Regions from separate parts of the Homo sapiens genome. Here region 1 is linked to region 2. A link is a loop called in an ENCODE intact Hi-C map of the cell type or tissue named here. Cell type or tissue: heart right ventricle. All regions are shown on one strand. Each heading gives the region's core, and the rest is flanking DNA. Links, peaks and the distances in the headings are about the cores only.

The links. A loop is a pair of places that touch in the nucleus more often than their neighbours do. Peaks named below come from ENCODE experiments on the same cell type or tissue, not always from the same donor. Only the 100,000 strongest peaks of a DNase experiment are listed, where the experiment ranks them.
Region 1: a loop joins it to region 2, with 3 times the contacts of the local background. A loop is called at or near these places in 16 of 110 quality-filtered maps.

Annotation. Positions count from the first base shown.
Region 1 is chr12:42,125,003-42,132,697 of GRCh38, reverse strand. GXYLT1 (glucoside xylosyltransferase 1) reads left to right here. Exons shown (of 8, transcript NM_173601.2): 2 at 2,847-2,939. Among named protein-coding and RNA genes, the nearest start is that of GXYLT1, 16 kb to the left of the region's middle. In heart right ventricle, for the core only: CTCF peaks have their summits at 2,693 and 2,897 (motif pointing left); a DNase peak (open chromatin) is centred at 1,831.
Region 2 is chr12:42,470,737-42,478,431 of GRCh38, reverse strand. It overlaps PRICKLE1 (prickle planar cell polarity protein 1), which reads left to right. Exons shown (of 8, transcript NM_153026.3): 2 at 5,868-6,047. The coding sequence starts at 5,916. Among named protein-coding and RNA genes, the nearest start is that of PRICKLE1, 120 kb to the left of the region's middle. RefSeq lists an enhancer at 3,022-3,091. In heart right ventricle, for the core only: no CTCF peak of the experiment used is centred there; no DNase peak of the experiment used is centred there; H3K27ac peaks cover 2,538 bases.

The sequences.
Region 1 (7,695 bases), core at 858-5,857, 350 kb after region 2:
CTGAGAACAGGGAGTTTGAGGTGTGCTCTCTAGCTCACGTGGGCGTTTTCTTGAGACTAACGAAGATCAAGTAGTTTCAGCAACTTCTGCATGTTGGCAACATACACGTTAACTTTTCTAGTCAAATATTTGTAGGAAGATATTTTTGAAATATGGGGTAGTAAAGATACGAAAATGTTAATAGTGGTGGGTAATTTGTTTCTTAGGCTTTAAAAAATTTTCTAAACGGTACTTAATAAAATGTATTGATTGAAGTATTCGTAGAAACACAAATTTTCAAAATTTAATCATTTTTAAGTTGGAGTAAACAGGATTATCATAAGAGAAATGATCAGTACTGCGATAAAAAAATTTCAAGCTGACTCTAGTTATTCCTTGATACACAATGTTTCTCATTCAGGTCTGATTTTAAGACTTATCTGCGGATATTGGTGAAAAATTCAGCTTTTTAGGCCACTTCTCTGGGGAGTCTTGATTAACTGGGTATGGGATAGGATCCTATATCTGTATTTTTAACAAGTGACCTGAGGACCAGGCAGGTTTGGAAAACAACACATAACTGATTTGTTTTGTAACTTAAAGTACAAGTTGAGGCTGCAAATGGTATTGTTAAATATATATAATTTTAATTAATTTTATAGAAAAATTGAATTTGTTTTTGAGATTTCTATTTCCATGTTTCACTGTTGTAGAGTTTGACAGGGGATATGGAATAACCTGATTAGTTATCGTCTTCGTAGAACAAAGGTACACATTAGGTGTTGATTGTAAATAAATTGTGCATTTGTTGAAATAAAGCTGTGCTATCATCTGTATCTGAAAGACGGAGATCATACCTACCTTAAAACGTTTCTAGTGAGTCTAAATGGGTGTGAAAGTGCTTGAATCTGAAAATAACTCTGTTAGTTGTTATTACCATCAATGAGTCTGACTGTGTGGTATGAAATCAAAGACTTAAGAAAATACATAGCCATGCCTGAGAGGGTACAAACACAGATTTTCTAATCAAGTCATAAGTTTTACCGATACATACACATTTTCTTCTCTTTCTGGTTCAGCCTTTTAAATGAAGATATGTAGCCTTTTGTGCTATGCTAGAATGTGGTGTCCCTTTAGAGGAAAACAAAGTTATAATGTAACTTTTTTCTGTTGGTTAAGAAATTCCAACCTTGTTCTTTATGCAGTAGTATACACAATTACTTAGGCAGCATTTTAAAAACCACCAGTGCCAGACCGTTTCTAGAGATTCTGATTTAATAGGTCTTGTGTGGCACCCTCTACCAGGGCTAAGAACCCCTGCCTTAGACTGTTGCCATTTGTGAGAGATGTGATCAGATTTTTGCAAATCAGAAATTTCATAGACCATTTGATATAAGCACAGTAACTCATAATTGAATTCATAATGAGAGAAAACAAAGCTGCATAGTGATGAGATAATGAAGTGACCTGGTTTAGTGACTCACCCTGACTTCATACATACTTTAGTACCCAGTGACTTTTAGACTATTATTTTGAAAAGAAATCACGATGAAAAACAATTTTTTTGTAATGTAAGGTGTTTTCTTTTTTCCGTTTTGGCTCCAACATGCAACCTAACAAGAAAGACCAGACTTGATCTTCCATTTTAGCTTGTATAATATGGAACTGAGATTATGTAGATAATGATACTAGGCTGTGAATATCAGCATGATTTTCGGGTTTTTTTGGGGCAGGGAGGGTGGTTAAAAATTTTTTTTGTTTTTGTTTGAGACAGAGTCTCTTTTGCTGTGTTCAGCCAGGCTGGGGTGCAGTAGCACAGTCACAGCTTATTGCAACATCAAACTCCTGGGCTCATGCCATCCTCCCACCACAGCCTCCTGAGTAGCTGGGACTTAAGGTAAATGCCACCATGTCCAGCTAATTTTTTATTTTTAGAGACGGAGTCTTGTTATGTTGACCATGCTAATCTTGAACTCCTAGCCTCAAGCAGTCTACCTACCTCAGCCTCCCAAAGTGCTGGGATTATAGATGTGAGCCACTGTGCCTGTCTGTGTATGTGTGTATGCATGTGTGTATATGTATGTATATATACACACAGCAGTGGGGTTGCTGGATCATATGGTAGTTCTATTTTCAGTTTTTTGAGGAATCTCTATATACTGTTTTTTTTTATAGTGACTGTAGTAATGTATGTTCCTACCAGCAGTGTATGAGTGTTTCCTTTTCTCTTCATACCTTTGCCAGGATTTGTTTTTTGCCTTTTTGATAATAACCATTTTAACTGGGTGAGATGTTCTCTCATTGTGGTTTTAATGTGCGTTTCCCTGATGATTAGTGATATTGACCATTTTCATATACATCTTGGCTGTTATGTTTTATTTTTCAGTTTAAAACACCATACAAGTAGTTTGGATTGAGGATTAATTTAAAAGCATTTAAAGATCTTCTTTTCCCTTTCTGCCAGTATTGGTGGCATTTTTATTATGTTTGAGGATAAGCAAATATTTTGTTTGTCCCAAAGGGATTTTGTTCTAGGGGTATATGTGTAGCCTGTGAAGAAAATTTTAGAAGACATATTTGTCTGTGTTATCTGAGGAGGGGATTTTATCAGGAGACTCTCCGACGGAAACACTGTTTCCCAATCTATAGTATAGTCTACCTTCAGGGTTTTAAAGTTCTATTTAAAATAATGGTGCCCTAAGTAAGGGAGAAATCAGTTTTCCAAAATCTTTATCATAGCAATTTGGATTTATAATTTTATTTGCTTTAAAATAGAACAGTAAGTTATCGTGTTACTGAGTAAATTCCTTGTTAGTTCCAAACCAAAATACTCACACAGGACTCTTATTTCTGTCTTACTCTGTTAGGTGTAAAGATTTCTCTCTGTGTTACTGGAATCCCTATTGGATGCTGCCCTCTGATGTTTGTGGAATGAACTGCTTTTGGGAAGCGGCTTTTAGGTAGGCACTTAATATTTAATTGGTAGATCAGTGTAGATAAGGTTAGATAGTTGATAATAAAACCTTTGTAATAGGATGTAAGAATGTTTCTTATGATATTATACAAATAATTTATTTTCTTATTGGGTTTTCTATTTTTCCCATTTTGTAGTTGTTATTGCTATTTTTTAGTACATACTGTGTATAAATGCTTTAAATTTTCTTAGATGTTATTAAGACAAACCACTGTTCTTAAGAGAATTTATGATCTAACTTTTGGTAACAGTTGATAAAGTGATAAACTAGGATAAAAATAGGCTTCTACTGACGTTTACAGATATATCTATATATATAAAATATGGCATTTATCTAAAAGCTTGTGTACTATAGTGGATGGGGACAACTGGAGAAGGATTATATTCGTTATTAGTAGAGAGATTGAATACTGGGAATAGGAGGATAAAGATAAGTATTTAATGGAGGAGCAGATGGAGGAGCAGCTCCTGGCTACTTCTTCCTTTAATGTTTATTGACCTTTTAAGTTACTGACTAGTTCGGCTTTATTCACTTCTCTGGATAATGAAGGTATTGGGTACTCTGACCTCTTAGGTCCCTTCCTGCTCTAATCTAGAATGAAAGAAACAGGTATTGATAAGAATACGATAAGGCAGTGACTCTCAGACTATCTCCCTGATACAGTGGCAGAGGAGAGTGGGGCAAAGGTTTGAAATGCTCTTCCCAAGAGTAAAATTCCTTAGAAGAGTATCTATTTACTGCGTCTTTATGATTCATTTAAATAGTCTAGGTTGGGTATGGTGGCTCACGCCTGTAATCTCAGCATTTTGGGAGGCTGAGGCGGGAGTATTGCTTGAGCCCGGGAGTTCAAGACCAGCCTGGGCAACAAAAGCAAGACCCTGTCTCTACAAATTTTTTTTTTAAATTACCCAGGCATGGTGGCATGCGCTGGCTTGGGTGGGAGGATTGCTTGAGCCGTGGAGGTTGAGGTTGCAGTGAGCTGTGATGACGCCACTGCTCTTCAGCCCAGAGCAAGACCCTGTCTCAAAAAAACAAATAAAATAAATATTAATTCTACTCATTATATTTGCCACACGCTGTGCTAGGTGGTAAGCACTGGACTCTTGGGTCAGGTTAATTGTGGCTCCATCCTTTTGGAGCTTACGTTCTGATGGGAGTTTCACACTAGTAAACCTGAAATTACAATAGAGTGTGACAAGTTGTTGCTATGATGAGTCATCTTAAAGCATCAGGGAAGACTTGGAGGGAGTGACCAGATGATGATCTGGAAATTAGCTAGTTTCAAGGACAGGAGGTGAAGTGTTTGAGATAGGAAGAACTTCATTTTTAAAAACTTTTAATTAAAAAATTTATTTTTAATTGACAATAATTCTATGTATTTATGGGGCATAAAGCGATGTTTTGGTGTCTGTATATATTGTGGACTGATTATATCAAGCTCATTAACATGTTTATCATCTTACATATTTATCTTTTTTTTGTAATGGGCACATTTAAAACCTATTCTCTTCGCAGTTTTGAAATAAACATAATTATCTGTAGACACCTTGCTGTGCAGTAGATCTTGAGAACTTATTCCTTCTGACTGGAAGTTTGTATTGTATTCTTTGGTCAACATCTTTCCATCACATACTCTCTCCCACCCCTTCACCTCCAGTGCCTGGTAACCACCATTCTCCTCTCTGTAAGAACTGCATTGTAAGTATCTATTAATTGTACATATTTGTAAATTCTTGCATTCTCAATACAGTATGCATCCCATGAAGAACTGGTGGGGAATAGGTTCAAATCAGATAGTTTAGTTATATCCTGTTGCTGTGGAAGAGATTGGGTGATTGAAATTTTAATATGAGCCAAGTAATATTCCAGCTTTTAAAAATTAACTTTTAAAGATAATCTAACCTTTCAGTTTGGTTATACTTTTGGATAATTGAAGTTTTGTATGTTTTCATTCTTACGAATATTTGCAAATGAATATAGTATTGACAAGAACCACTTTGCCTTGCCACATAATTCCACTAGCTTGAAGCTGGGTAAACTTGAAAAGTTCAGCATACTCTGATTTATACAACCCAGACCCTTTTGTAAATTACAGCGTGAGTAATAATAATCTTTCCTCCTTACTGACTGCAGGAGTGTCCCAGGGAAATTTACCTAGTCGGAATCCTGGACTCTCTGCTTACCATTCCTTTTGTTTTGGCTCCTCTAACTCATTTTCCTAATGCTCCCAAGTATTCCGTGGAATAAATCATATGTGGATGGATACATAATGTTGTAAGCCTTGTGCCTGTAACCTAAATTTGAGACTTCAGAAGTTATATGCCTTTCCTCTGTTATACTTTCTACCCGTAATATTGCATCCATTATATCATGCTATTACATTTAAAAAAAGCAAACATTTTGTGTCATATAATTATGTAAAAATTTCTCAAACTTAGTTTCTTATTTAGAACTAACGATTCCCTCACATTTAATCACCCTATTTCAAATATGCATACAAGCCCAAATGCCATACAACTGCCAAATCATTCTTGCCCTCCATCTCAGTATCTACTTTAATACTGGTAAAGCTTCTTTGGAATTCCCCTTTACTACCACTTTTGATGTCACATTCTGCCTGGCACCAGGGGGCCCTTAGTTGGGTACCTTACTTTCCCAACTTGAATTATTTGTATAACTTTGATCAAATATTATTTGGGTGATCATATTCTCCCAATTAATTTATTATACAGTGAACATAATATAAAAACTAAAATGGCCTCAACTCCTATTACAAGTGTTTTCATCATTCATATCATCATATGCTTTTACATAGTTGTGATTCTGGTGTAGACTAATCTTGAATTTTTTTTTTTTTTTTTTTCTTGAGACAGGGTTTCACTGTCTCCCAGGCTGGAGTGCAGTGGCATGATCTTGGCTCACTGCAACCGCTGCCTCCTGGGCTCAAGCGATTCTCCTGCCTCAGTCTCCTGAGCTGGGACTACAGGCATCTGCCACTGCGCCCAGCTGTTTTTGTAGAGAGGGGGTTTCACCATGTTGCTCAGGCTGTTCTCAAACTCCTGAGCTCAGGTGATCTGGCCGCCTCGGCCTCCCAAAATACTGGAATTACAGGCATGAGCCACCGCCCCCGGCCTAATCTTGAATCCTGAGCTTAAAATTTTAATACTTTTCAGTGTAGTATGGTCTTCATATTTCTCATGTCAATGGCAACACACTATTCCATTGCCTCTCAAAGTGCTGGAATTATAGACATGAGCCACTGTGCCTGGCTTTATGTCTTTAAAACAAAATCAAAAATCCCTGCAACAGTTTGTTTTCAATCCTCTCTTTCCCTTCATCAGCAAGCTTCTTTTGAGTACCTCCCTACTGGCTGGAGGGGTGTGGCTCACGCCTGTAATCCCAGCACTTTAGGAGGCCAAGGCGTGCCGATCGCCTGAGGTCAGGAGTTCGAGAGCCAGCCTGGCCAACATGGTGAAACCCCGTCTCAACTAAAAATACAAAAATTAGCCAGGCATGGTGGCGCGCAACTTTAGTTCAAGCTACTTGGGAGACTGAGGCACGAGAATCGCTTGAACCCGGGAGGGAGAGGTTGCAGTGAACCAATACCACACCGCTGCACTCCAGCCTGAGTGACAGAGTGAGACTCTGTCTCAAAAAAAAAAAAAAAAAAGTTCCTACTGGTTTTGCTTCTGGGTTTTGTTTGGTTTGTTTGTTTTTTTGAGATAGTCTCACTTTGTCGCCCAGGCTGGCGTGCAGTAGCACCACCAGGGCTCACTGCTGCCTGGACCTCCTGGGCTCAAGTGATCCTCCTGCCTGAGTCCTCTAAGTAGCTGGGACTACAGGTGCATGCCACCATAGCCAAATAATTTTTTTTTTTAATATTAGTGAAGACAAGGTCTCGCTGTCTCGCTATGTTGCCCAGGCTGGTCATGAACAACTGAGCTCAAGTGATCCTGCTGCCTTGGCTTCCCAAAGTGCTGGGATTACAGGCATGAGCTACTGTGCTCAGCCTTGGTTTTACTTCTTTTAATAAAAAGAACTTCACACCTCAGCTGTCTGCCACCTGACTCTTACTGTCATCACCCCACCTCTGAATTATTGTTCTGGGGCTTAATTTTATTTCTCTTACCCATTTGACACTGTTTACTACTTCCTTTTTCTGTCAGCTCTGTTAGCCTCTGGCTTTTGAGACCAGACCAGTTACTCAGCTCTTTGATCTCTCTCCTCCTGGACTCCTCTAACGCTGCTTTCTAAATGATCTGCATTTCTTAGGACTCTGCTCTTTTCTCTCCCCATTCCCTGAATAGTCACAGGATAATTTGTTTAACTGATAGCTCCAATTCAGAGTTCTTTTCTGAGAGCCAGACCTGTATTTCTAGTTGCATATTGGTCATTTTTACCTTTCTGATTCAAATGCCTCAGAGACTCATGTTCAAACCTGAACTCATGCTCTAGCTCCTCAGACTTTCCTTCATCTGTGTTTTGTATCATGTTTACAACGGACTTTCTCCACATGTCAGTCTACATTAACTCTTCTTGTCTCCTTTCACACTGTTGCTCCTGGCTGCTTGCTTCCTTCCTTCTCCCTTAACCGTTGTACTCATCATTTCCCAAACAATTATAGTCTCCTCTCACTGCTCACTTCATCTCCCTTCTCTGTCTCCTCTTGGTTATTGTATTTACCGCATTTGTTGTGACTGTGAATCTTCATCCACTTCTAGACCGTTAACTCTGCAGGCTG
Region 2 (7,695 bases), core at 1,532-6,531:
AACCCATCTCTGAAAACTGTTTTGCTTTTCTTTCTCCTTCATTATGAGGTTTATTTACATTCAAAATTATAGAGAGACACTGGAGAAATAGGATGCCTATTGATTTATTTCCAAACTTAGCACAGGATTGGTTAATGCATAGTTGACATTCATTTATGATTAAGTTTGCTACAGCATTTTAAGACCAAGACAATAAATCTGCCTTAGAATAGTCAAGAATACTGATGTTTTGAGCTGTGGTTAGGTAAAAGAATGTAAAAAAATACACTCTCAAATGGATCCCACAGAAGTGTGTATACATATGAGAGAGAAAGAGGGAGAGGGAGGGAGGATGATGATGCAAAAGCAAATGGAGCAAAATGTAAACCATTGATGAGTCTGGGTAAGGGATGCATCAGAGTTCTTTTACTATTGCAACTTTTTGGAAGTTTAAAGTAACGTCCAAATAAAATTGTACCAAAAAAAAAAAAAAAAAAGTATAGGGCAGGGCCACTGTTAGTTCATCTAAGCATGGTTCTACAAAAGAAAAAAGAAGCATCATAAAAAAAGTTTTACTCTGTCATAACCCCAACTTTGAATAGTTCTATTTCCATTATAATGCAGCCTACTTTTAAACCTGATTCTGCCCGTTTCATGTGATCAACCTTAAGAGACAATACCTGAAAATAAAGTTATTAGAATTTTTCTATTAGGTCTGATTTACCTGTGGTCTCATATGCTTGGCTTAAAGCATGATGTTTTGGCAGACCACATTCAACCATGGTTAGGTATCCTCAGGAAGACCTTCAGCCATGACCCAGAGCAGAAGGAATGGCCAGGCTCCCTTCTTCCTTCTGTGCTACAAAAGTAAATACCATATAGTGTTTTAAATGCCTAAGGAAGGGTTATTTGTGAGGTCATATATATATATATATATATATATATATATATATATATATATATATATATACACACACACACACACACATATATACGTATATACATATATACACATATATACATATGTATATACATATATATAATATGTGTATATATATATATTTTGTTTTGTTTTGTTTTGAGACAGAGTTTTGCTCTTGTTGCCCAGGCTAGAGTGCAATGGTGTGATCTCGGCTCACCGCAACCTCTGCCTCCTGGCTTCAAGTGATTCTCCTGCCTCAGCCTCTCGAGTAGCTGGGATTACAGGTGTGCACCACCACACCTGGATAATTTTGTATTTTTAGTAGAGACGGGGTTTCTCCATGTTGGTCAGGTTGGTCTCAAACTCCCAACCTCAGGTGATCCACCCGCCTTGGCCTCCCAAAGTGCTGGGATTACATGCGTGAGCTACTGCGCCTGGCCACGTCTTTATAATTTTTAGTGTAACTTTTTACAAGCGTAAGAACTGTGTTTAGCTGCCACTGCTTTACCCGACTGATATACTTAAGAATAGACTCTCAGGATCTCTTGGCAAGTACAAGCAATCTTTAAAAATAAGAAAGAAGTCAGGTGCCATGGCTCACGCCTGTAATCCCAGCACTTTGGGAGGCCGAGGCAGGAGGATATTTTGAGTCCAGGAGTTTGAGACCAGCCTGGGCAACATAGGGAGACCCCATCTCTACAAAAAACAAAAACAAAAAACTTTGGTGTGGTGGCACATGCCCGTGGTCCCACCTACTTGGGAAGCTGAGGTAGGAGGATTGTTTGGACCTGGGAGGTAGACAGGCTGCAATAAGCCATGATTGTGCCACTGCACTCCAGCCTGGGTGACAGATAAATAGGAAAAAGAAAAATCTAAATTGAAGTTTTCGTGTTATCAGGTAAATAAGTTGCTAGAAGCCAGGTGCCGTGGCTCACGCCTGTAATCCCAGCACTTTGGGAGGCCAAAGCGGGCAGATCCCCTGAGGTCAGGAGTTTGAGACCAGTCTGACCAACATGGAGAAACCCCGTCTCTACTAAAAATACAAAATTAGCCAGGTGCAGTGGCTCACGCCTGTAATCCCAGCACTTTGAGAGGCCGAAGTGGGCAGATCACCTAAGGTCAGGAGTTCAAGACCAGCCTGACCAACATGGAGAAACCCCGTCTCTACTAAAAATATGAAATTAGCTGGGTGTGGTGGCACATGCCTGTAATCCCAGCTACTTGGGAGACTGAGGCAGGAGAATCTCTTGAACCTGGGAGGCAGAGGTTGCGGTGAGCCAAGATGGCGCCATTGCATTCCAGCCTGGGTAACAAGAGCAAAACTCAAAAAAAAAAAAGAAAAAAGAAAAAAGAAGTTGCTAGTGATGATGTAGCAACTCTTAGCACAGCCTGGTCCCAGTGGAGGCCATGCCATATAACTTTTTTTTTTTTTTTTTTTGAGACGGAGTTTTGCTCTTGTCACCCAGGCTGGAGTGCAATGGTGCGATCTTGGCTCACTGCAACTTCCGGTTCAAGCAATTCTCCTCCCTCAGCCTCCTGAGTAGCTGATATTACAGGGACATACCACCACGCCCAGCTGACTTTTATATTTTTAGTAGATTTGGGGTTTCACTAGGTTGGCCATGCTGGTCTTGAACTCCTGACCTCAGGTGGTCTGCCCCCGCCCCCCCCCAGCCTCCCAAATGCTGGGATTACAGGTGTGAGCGACTGCACCCAGCCAACATTTTTTTAATGTTTGTGTTTTGATGAGCTCTGAGAACTTGCGAGTGAATGGTTTTGTCATTTTAAGTATTCTCTGATATAAAGGAAAAAGAAAAACTTTCGTCAGTGAATAAACTCTGAACCAAGTGCTCATGAGGCCATTGAATTTTTACAATCCTTTTTGACTGTATATCCTTAAAATGCCTTCCGTGGGTAAAGTGGACTACCTTCCAGTTGTGTCATTTTGTGTGTCTGCAGCGCAGGTAGCTTGGCTGATTCACCAAAGAAAAAGGAATTGGCTCCATCAGCACTCCCCCCCTGGAGGCAGTGTGGGGTTGCAGGGGTTTAGGATCACAGCCAAGACCGGTCCTAAGACCACTTACTGACCTTGGGCAATTGACCCTGAGGGACATTGCTCTGAGGCCCAGTTTCCCCATCTGTTAAATGAGACACCACTTACCGTGGGTTGCTTGATGCAGTGATTAAATGCCGTAACACTAATGGTACCAGCCAGGCATGGAGAAGTAAGTTAGCCATCTGCTAAAAAATGAAACAGAAAGCCATGCCTGTAATGAAAAGGGTATTGTCACTCATGTCCTTCAGTTGGACTCTTTACTTTGTGCATGAATGACAGTCAATCCTCAGTGTAATTTGTTGAAAGGCTGGAATGAACTTGTGGGAATTGTAAGATTGAGATGTGGCCAGAACTTCCAGGTGATTGGGAGGAGGGGATGGTGGGATGGTGGCATGTAGTGCTAACGTTGATTTACCTTGATTAGGATAGTAATTTACTGCACATTTTTCACAAAAAGGCTAATCAGGGAGTACAGCTGTAAAAGTAATTCACATCTTCGGCAATCTGTATCTTTGTGCTGGCTTGGAAAATCCATGGCTTGTCTTAATTTGTGATGTTTTCTCTTGTTTTATAATCCAGTGACATTTAATTTTTAGGTTCTATTTAATATTTATGTTCTTTGTAAATCTGCAGAGCAAATACCTTAGTGTCTCCCTGCTTAGCCTGATTTAGCAGGGGGCAGATGTTCATATTTCATGATTTGGGTTAAATTTCATTGAAGGCACTCATTCTCCTGGTAGGAGTTTTAGAGTTACTAATTAAATTCTTAACCTCTGGTTCTCTTCCTTTGACATGTGGGAGTGGTTTTTTCAAAATATCCAAGACATTTTCTGACTCATTAACACATCCTTTTTTATTGAGGAGTCAGAGGAATACGCCTATGTTTAGAAAGCCTTTCCTTAGTCAAGACATGAATGAGTCGCACCTGTGTGAAATGATGCCTTGTTTAAAAGGTCATAACCTCCCAATGGTAGTGTAGGAAATGAGGTCATCTTCACTTCTTGTTCAGGGTGAATGAAAGTTAAATTTATTAGTTGGAATAATATATGTGTGGCATTGCTCCTACTGCTAATAAAGATTGTAGCTATGAGGTGCTTGCCCTTCATTTATGAACTGTTACAATGTTAATTTTCTCAATGTCCTATCATTTATAAAAGAAAAACCATAAATTTTAATCAAGTTTTATTTTATTTTATTTTTTTCGAGACGGAGTCTCGCTCTGTCGCCCAGGCTGGAGTCCAGGGGTGCAATCTCAGCTCACTGCAACCTCCGCCTCCCGGTTTCAAGCGATTCTCCTGCCTCAGCCTCCCGAGTAGCTGGGATTACAGGCACCCACCACCACGCCTGGCTAATTTTTGTGTTTTTAGTAGAGACGGGGTTTCACCATGTTGGCCAGGCTGAGCTCAAACTCCTGACCTTGTGATCCATCTGCCTCAGCCTCCCAAAGTGCTGGGATTACAGGTGTGAGCTACCACGCCCGGCCAATAATCAAAGGTTTTAATAGGTAGTATTTTCCAACACTCAGTATTTAGAGTTGAATTGAGATAGTCACTGAAAAATGACTTAGTCTCAGGCTGAAAGTGTATGGCTTTTCACTGCCTTTTACACTTGTTTAAGCAAATGAGAACTTTTTTTTTTTTTTTGACATCCTTCCTGAGATGGAAGAATGTTTATTGAGGCAGAAGAATTTTTGGAAGTCTGACATGTCAGTGTGTATGTGTGACTAGACTCTGGCTTTTAGCCATATGACCTTGGACAAGTCTCTTGACTTTCCTGAATCTTGTTTTCTCTAAAATCATTGGGTCGGGATAATTATCTATAATTTTCTTTCTTTACATCATTTTTTTGTGGGTGAAAGGCCCAGGTATAAAAAAGCTCCATCTCTCCATCTGGTTCTGAAAGTTCTGCTATTATTATTTTTTTCTTTGTGCCCTGGGATGAGGGATGATTTTAATAATCAGAAGATACAAAGAACATAAATGGTGATAGCAAAGTTCCTGGGTTCTAGGGCAGGGAATGTTGTCTTGACACTTTTATAGCCCTTCATCCAAGGAGGCTTTTTATTCAGAGGAGGATTTACATCTTACTCTGCCCATAGCAGGCTGATGACATTTCACACATACTAGGCACTGACTGCATAACTTTTCAGCGAATGCCTGCTTATGATGCAATTAAACATTAACAGTCACCAAGCTGGATTTTATTTTCACATAGTACTGTATTCAGTGACTGTTTGTTGAAGGAACTCACTGATGAATGTCTGACTGACTTTAGCCCTTAGTAAAGGCTTGAGGATTTAATGTGCAGTATAAGGATTTAATTGTGCTATTTCTATTTTGTGTGTAAACTCAGTTTAGTGTCTTACAAAACATAATTAGAAATCTGAAACCTAAGCAGTTTGGCTGAGTGGACCCACTCTCAGGAGGCAGCACTGCCTCAGTTGGAAAAATTGCTTAGGAAATACAGGGGTGCCGAGTGGGGTCTTGAGCCATTTTTCCTGGGGCATAGTAGTGGGCAAGGCAGGTAGCCTGACCCCGACACTTCTTTCTACAACTTACAGTATGTCACAAGGATTTGTGGGCAAGTTAGAAAGTCAACACATCAACTTTCTTGAGAACTTTTCTAAGGAATCGACTGTAGAGAGGCACCTTTTAAAGGCTCCTGGAAATAAACTAGCTTTGGTGGCATGTTCTGAAATTCTGAGCTGGCAAAGAGACTACTACCAAATTATATAGCTCTAAATTTTAAATTTCAGGGGGCCTGGGGCCTGGGGGTGGTGACAGTAGTAATTTGGTTACTTTCTCTGGGCCCAGCTGTCTGTTAACAGCATTCAATAAAAGCTCTGGGTCGGGGGTAAGAGAAATGCATTCAGGTTTTAGATGTCTTTGTTTTTTCTTATATTGTTCACAGCAGCCATTGTTTGATGTCCTGTGACTGAGAAACCAGGCTTTAAACTTTATGCCTTTGGAGATGGAGCCCAAGATGAGCAAACTGGCCTTTGGCTGTCAGAGAAGTTCCACATCAGATGATGACTCTGGCTGTGCATTGGAGGAGTACGCCTGGGTCCCCCCGGGCCTGAGACCAGAGCAGGTAGGAACTTCATCATCCTATATTTACTCTTTGTTTTTCAGTGTGAGTTCAGACTTTAGAACATTATTTTGTAAATGGATAGAACATCACTGAGATGCTGGAATACCACCCTCCTCAGTCCTTATTCTTCTTTGTATGGCTTTGAAGTTTTACTTTTGAAGGTCATATTTAGTTTCTCAATGGAAGTTTCCAATCTCGTCGTACCCATGGTTCCAGAAGCCTCATAAGGATCCCATTTTTGCTCTAATGAATGAAATCCAGAGTACTACATATGCATTGGTTATGTGTATTTCGGATGAATCCCTCTTGAGAGTGAGAGGAATTTCCCTTTTAAAAAACTTCTGTGACAACAAAAAGGCAATAAAAGAAAAGAGAAAAGTTTCCATGCCAGTTCTCAGCAATGCTTTTGCTTTGGAAGCGAGATAGTGAGCTATCAGAAACCCTCTGAAGTGTTACTGCTTAGACGTTTGACCTTTGATAACTTTGCATATAAAAGAGCCTGTCACTTACACCACAGGGATTGGAAAAAAAATTAAAGAGTTAATTTTATGCTTTGTTTGTATTGTTATTTTAGGGAAGATGAGAACATTCCATATGCCTATTTAATTTTCCCAATATCTTTACAATGATTAACTTGTTGAAAATCACTGGCGATATTATTAAAAGAGCAGAGGCATCATTTGAAAATAAAGTTGACAGTGGGGTATGTGGTTGCTTTGCTTCTGATGTTAGGGTTCTGTTTCCTGTAGGGTGGGACGTTTTATGAGAATAGGGTATCCTTATTTATCCATGGCATAGCACAGTACCTGGCACGCATGTAGCTGATATTCAGTAAGTGTTTATAACTGTAAAAAGCTTCTAGAGCTGATAGAATGGGGAGAGGGTGGAGTGCTGGTGAAGCAGTTAGAAAAGCAATATTTTGACAAACTACTTAGAGAGAATCCCTTCTTACAACTTAGAGTGGGTAGGTTTTGTGTGGTACTAAGGTATTGAAGTAGACAGGCCCTAAATTCCTGTCTCCTGTCTTTTTTTTCTTTTATTCCTTCTCAGCTCTGCAGTATCCTTTGCAGTACTCATTAAGGGATGTTCCTTTAAAGACATCAGAAAAACAAACAAGCAGAAATTAAGTTTTCCTTTCAGAGTGAGCAAAGTACAGCTCAATGTGGCTTCTCTCCAGTTTGCCTGGGGAGGCTGACTTCAGGTATTCAGAAAATAGCACTCATGGAAGCAAAGAAAGCTGATGTTTGAGAGAACCTGATAAAGAAGAGTTTACAACATTTAGCAAAACAGCCTTTGTCTTTGTGTTGTGTAAAATTCAGAGAGCAAATTAAATGTGTTCGTGTAGTGGCTGGATTTTGGACCATTTCACACAGTCTGTGTAGTAATTTGCAGGATTCACCCAGGACTCTCTCTCTTGCTGATCTCTTGTCTGACCCCTTGGAAGACTGGCTGAGGAGGAGTAGTCTTTTTTTTTTTTTTGAGACGGATTCTTGCTCTGTCACTCAGGCTGGAGTGCAGTGGCGCGATCTTGGGTGACTGCAACCTCTGCCTCCCAGGTTCAAGCGATTCTCCTGCCTCAGCCTCCCGAGTAGCTAGGATTACAGGCGTGCATCACCACGCCCAGCTAATTTTTGTAGTTTTAGTAGAG